2 separate regions of the Homo sapiens genome follow, and region 1 is linked to region 2. Evidence: chromatin contacts called from ENCODE POLR2A ChIA-PET data. All regions are on one chromosome and are shown on one strand. The core of a region is the stretch at or near the end of the contact, and the rest is flanking DNA. Distances in the headings are between cores, read along the strand shown. Region 1 overlaps SEMA3F-AS1 (SEMA3F antisense RNA 1). Region 2 has its middle 6.4 kb from the start of RBM5.

Evidence for each region. ChIA-PET counts read pairs that join two places held with the same protein, here RNA polymerase II (POLR2A).
Region 1: POLR2A ChIA-PET joins it to region 2 with 12 read pairs in IMR-90. The contact joins two enhancer-like sites. POLR2A ChIA-PET finds 5 or more read pairs at or near these places in 11 of 52 experiments (CD4-positive, alpha-beta memory T cell, GM12878, H1 and 7 more).

The regions. Positions count from the first base shown.
Region 1 is chr3:50,137,464-50,140,163 of GRCh38, forward strand. All of the region lies in intron 1 of SEMA3F-AS1 (SEMA3F antisense RNA 1), which reads right to left. Among named protein-coding and RNA genes, the nearest start is that of SEMA3F, 17 kb to the right of the region's middle. Within about 2 kb of position 1,275, at least 3 of the 41 ENCODE cell types and tissues checked have a DNase peak (open chromatin) inside an H3K27ac peak, as active enhancers do.
Region 2 is chr3:50,081,219-50,083,918 of GRCh38, forward strand. No RefSeq gene overlaps it. Among named protein-coding and RNA genes, the nearest start is that of RBM5, 6.4 kb to the right of the region's middle. RefSeq lists enhancers at 1,007-1,507, 2,345-2,700. Within about 2 kb of position 1,298, at least 2 of the 41 ENCODE cell types and tissues checked have a DNase peak (open chromatin) inside an H3K27ac peak, as active enhancers do.

The DNA.
Region 1 (2,700 bases), core at 25-2,524, 56 kb after region 2:
GCCCCCAGCCTCATGGCTGACCACTGCCTGCCCGCATTCAGCCAGGCTGAGGTTCTCTTGGGCCTTCCCCAGACAACCTGTCTCCTTTTCTGGCCTTTGCTTCCCTTCAGAGACTCTTCCCACGGCCCTGCATTCCCCACCACCACACCGGCTGAGCCGAGCTGTCTTTCCCAGTGTCCCAGTGCCCACCCCCACCCCTATGGCAAGGACAGGCTCTCACACCAGGGGTGCACCATAAGCATCGTCACCCCTGGCCATGACTCTCCAGGACAGGTGCTCTCAGGGATGATGCCTGACCACCTGGGACCAGCTGTGCTCCCTCCTGCTCCTCCAGCCCTGGCTCCAGTCCCCTTGGCTTTACCAGGCTCTGAAGGCCTGACCTAGACTCAGGCGCCCATCTGAGGCCCACACAGCCCAGCTGTGCCTGCCCTCGCCCACCTGGAGAAAGAAGGGGCTGGCATATCTTCTTTCCCCACTCCCCTCACATCTGGAATTGGCCTTGTTAGGGGGCCCTGTGATGGGGAGAGGAGGGAGGGAAGCCTGGCTAGGTCTCAGAGCTCTCTCAGCTGAGAAGTGGGGATGATTGTCCCCCCAGTCTATGGAGTGTGGGGCTGCTGTGGACAATGGGATCTGGGCCTCTGCTGGGAGGTGTTGACCTCAATGCCTCTCTCCCTGCCTGACTTCAGTGCTCTCTGTATCCTGATGGAGACTTTCTGACAGCGCAGGGGGTGGGTTGTGGGGTCCTGCTGCCTGTAGAGCTGTGTGTGAGCTCCTCAATGGCCCAAGGGTACACAGGGGTCTCTGACTGTACCCTTCCTCTTAGACCTTGTGCCAGTGGGGAGTGAGAGTGTACCAGCCCCTCCCTCTGGGCACTCCAAAATGCACCCCTTGGAGAGAGAGTACACCCCTCAAAGTTCATTTCCCATTTCCTGTGAGTCAGGTCTCAACCTGACAGGCATCCTCTCTCACCTCCCAATCACCATTTCCTTCCACCCTTTCCCCCTTTCCCCCACTTAATCAGAATCTGCCCCCACCCCCACAGAGTGACTTCCCCTCCTGGCTCCTCATTCCCCCTGCAGTGGGGAGGGGCCAACATCCCCAGCTCCCTGCCTCCCTGCAGACCCTGTCTTCTCCCCTCTGCCCTTCAGGGAGCCCTACCCCATCCTGAAGTACTCCACCTTTCTGAGTCCCCTCTCCAACCTGGGGTTCAGTGTCCCAGGGACCCCACCCCCAGCAAACTTGGCTCCTTTCAGCTCCCCTCCCTTGCGGGCAGAGGCAGGGCGTTCAAGCCCATTTAATCTTGGCAGAATGCAATTTCCTGCTTCAGGGAGCTGGCGGGTTTAGGAGGCTTAATGAGGGGGGAGGGGGAGACAGGGAAGAAGAGAGGCTGAGACGGGGCTGGGAGATGGAGATGGAGAGTCCCTGAGAGGGGTGGTTGAGGAAGTCTCGGGGATGCGTGTCTTTGGGGGTCACCCTGGGGTCCTTGGGATCACACAGGGGTCAGCTCTTCTGTGTCAGCCTCTCACTGGTAGGTCAGGGGCCCCTGGGCGAACCTCCCAGCCCCAACTCTGTGGGGTGTGAATAGGGGGAGGGGAAGGGGCGTCAAAGTGGCTCACTGTCATCAAGAAGAGGGCCGGGGGTAATGAGATACGTGCCTGTGTGCACGGACAGGCAGGGGGACATGCACCTCTACGGCCAAGGGGGTGAGAGGTGCAGGTCCCAGTGCGAAGGCTGGGGAGGGGTCCTGGGGAAAATGTGCAGCTGGAGGTGCTGGGTGGACTGGACACTTTGGGTGGGTCCCACGGCAGGACAGAGGGTGTAGCTGTAACTGGCAGCCCCAAGCCCCCCAGGTGGTAGAATGGGCAGCCAGGCTGGAATTTCAGCCCCAAATGGGATGCTTATCTGTATGCTGCCACCAAGGAGGCAGAGACGATAAAGGACAAAGGGGCCTCTGGGCTGCTGGAAGCCCCACACCTGGTGGGGGCGGGGTAGCCAAGAGCCCTGCCTAACACCTGGAGCACAGACAGCTCCTGGGGGAGATTGGAGCCCCTGCCTACAACCCACCTGACCCCCTGACGGCACCCCTACCGCTCTATCCCCCAAACTGGCTCAGCAGATCTGTTCCCAGAGAAGCCCTTAGAGGAGCCGCAGCCCATCGGGGCAGGGAATCCCCAGGCAGGGCTTGGGGGAGGGTTAGGGATGGCCCAGGACCATCCCTGAGCCCACTCCTCCTTCTAGGAGTGCTCATTCATGGGGGCCTGGGAGAAAGGCTGGTGAGGACCCTGGGAGGCTGAAGCCCTCAGCTCCTTGGTACCTTGGGCACAGCCTTCTCCCTCAGTATCTGGGCCTCAGTATCTTATGAATTAGGGCACTAGGGCAGGGACTCTGAGGAGTAAACCCTGCCCCCTTGGAAGCAGACAGGCCCTGCCCCTGTACAAGGACCCTCCATGGGTGTGCTTGGATGGCAGCCAGGAGTGCAGAGGAGGATGCTGGGAAACTGGGGAGGGCAGAAGGTATGAGAGGGACCTGGCCTATGGCCTCGTGCCCTCGTAGAAGCCTCAAGGCGCACCCGTTTGCCACCCCTCCTGAAAGCAGCTTGTCCTACAGATGGGTTGTCCCATCCCTCGGGGAAGGATGGGTCTCATTCGACCAACAGAGTCCTCACAGAGGCAGCAAAGGCCCCCCAGGCTGGCAGTCTCC
Region 2 (2,700 bases), core at 48-2,547:
CATGTTGGCCAGGCTGGTCTTGAACTCCTGACCTCAAATGATCTGCCTGCCTGGGCCTCCTAAAGTGCTGACATTACAGGCCTGAGCCACCATGCCTAGCCTTAATATACTTTTAAAAGCAGTACCAGCTGGGCTTGGTGGCTCACACCTGTAACCCCAGCACTTTGGGAGGCCCAAGCGGTGGATCACGGGAGGTCGGGAGTTCGAGACCAGCCTGATCAACATGGAGAAACCCCATCTCCACTAAAAATACAAAATTTGCCAGGCATGGTGGCGCATGTCTGTAATCCCAGCTACTCGGGAAGCTGAGGCAGGAGAATCGCTTGAACACAGGAGGTGGAGGTCGCCTTGAGCCGAGATTGCACCATTGCACTCCAGCCTGGGCAACGAGCAAAACTCCATCTCAAAAAAAAAAAAAAAGCACCTGATAGCTTTTTTTTTTTTCTTTTTGAAACGGAGTCTTGCTCTGTCGCTCAGGCTGGAGTGCAGTGGCACGATCTCTGCTCACTGCAAGCTCCGCCTCCTGGGTTCACTCCATTCTCCTGCCTCAGCCTCCCCAGTAGCTGGGACTACAGGCACCTGCCACCATGCCCGGCTAATTTTTTTTTTTTATTTTTTAGTAGAGGTGGGGTTTCACTGTGTTGGCCAGGATGGTCTCAATCTCCTGACCTCGTGATCCACCCACCTCGGCCTCCCAAAGTGCTGGGATTACAGGCGTGAGCCACCGTGCCCAGCCTTTTTTTTTTTTTGAGACAGTCTCGCTCTGCTTGCTCTGTCACCCAGGCTGGAGTGCAGTGGGGCCATCTCGGCTCACTGCAACCTCTGCCTCCCAGGTTCAAGCAATTCTTGTGGCTCAGCCTCCTGAGTAGCTGGGACTACAGTCACGCACCACCATGCCTGGCTAATTTTTGTATTTTTAGTAGAGACGGGGTTTCACCATGTTAGCCAGGCTGGTTTCGAACTCCTGATCTCAAGTGATCTGCCCACCTCGGCCTCCCAAAGTGCTGGGATTACAGGCATGAGCCACCACGCCCAGGCCTGAGAGCAATAATTTAAGCCTACTCTTAGAATAACCCTGTATGGCAGATGCACCTGAATGTGTGTTCCCAACTAGGGAATCTGGGAGTGACCAACTAGAGCTTAGTTCCTTACCTATAATAAACATCTTAGCCCCTAGTCTGTCACATGGAACACGGGACATACAGGAGATTGAGGCCCTGAGTTTTGGGGCAAATGAAGTTTGCTAGGTGGAGGTCATTATGGAGAGAGTATTATTAAGTGAATATGCTATATACGCTGCATGATGTTTGCAGGCGGTTGCGGTTTTCCTGCCCAGCCCACTGGCACTGGGCCATGCGGATATGTTTTCCTGTTATCCAGCCGTCACCAGTGGACCATTTCTTTCTTTTTTTTTTTTTTTTTTGAGACAGAGTCTCACTCTGTCGCCCAGGCTGAAGTGCAGTGGCGCGATCTTGGCTCGCTGCAACCTCCTTCCCTCGGGTTCAAGCGATTCTCCTGCCTCAGCCTCACGAGTAGCTGGGATTATAGGCACCTGCCACGGCACCCAGCTAACTTTTGTATTTTTAATAGAGACGGGGTTTCACCATCTTGGCCAGGCTAGTCTTGAACTCCTGACGTCGTGATCCACCTGCCTCGGCCTCCCAAAGTGCTGGGATTACGGGTGTGAGCCACCACGTCTGGCCACCACTGGACCATTTCTGTACGTAAGGTGGTTCTCCTTTCCAGCCCACTGCCACTGGGCTCTTTTCTCTGTATGTAAGCCCCTAATATAAGGTTGGAGATAAAGTATTCACGGTTTTTGTCATTTAAAGTAATAAAACCTCACATTTCATTTGCTGGCTCTAGGTCTCTTCTTCAGCCTCTTGAACCTGGTTCCTTCCCTTGTTGACGTTAATAGGGTTTCAGCACAACACTTGGGTACTGATTAAAGTAAGAATGGGGGTGAAAACTGTCACCCTGTGATGTCCCTGGGAAGTTCCCTGAGGCTTTTGATGCCGGAGCAGAGATCTTCAGTAATTTTCTTCACTACTTTATCCCTAGGGCCTGGCACAGGGCCTAATGATAATGGCACAGGTACTCAATAAATGAATAAATAATGCTGAGCTCATAGATTTATAGAAAATACTTGTCGGATTGAATTTTGATTATATCTCTTCCTTAGTTCATCAAAGCCCATCTTTGACAAAAGAAGTCATTTGGTTTCTTGGTATAGGCAAGAATTCTTTCATACAATTTTTTCTTCTTTATCTTCTAGAGCAATAGATCCCAGCCTGGAACCAAAACATGTGAACCAGTCTCTTCTTTTGCCAAGTGGTAGGAGATTTTTTTAAAAAAACATGATCATGATTTCATTAAAGAGGGGAACTTTTTTTTTCACATTCAGAAACTAGAAAAGACAATCTTTTTTTTTTTTTTTTTTTTTTTAATTGATCATTCTTGGGTGTTTCTCGCAGAGGGGGATTTGGCAGGGTCACAGGACAATTAGTGGAGGGAAGGTCAGCAGATAAACAAGTGAACAAAGGTCTCTGGTTTTCCTAGGCAGAGGACCCTGCGGCCTTCCGCAGTGTTTGTGTCCCTGGGTACTTGAGATTAGGGAGTGGTGATGACTCTTAATGAGCATGCTGCCTTCAAGCATCTGTTTAACAAAGCACATCTTGCACCGCCCTTAATCCATTCAAC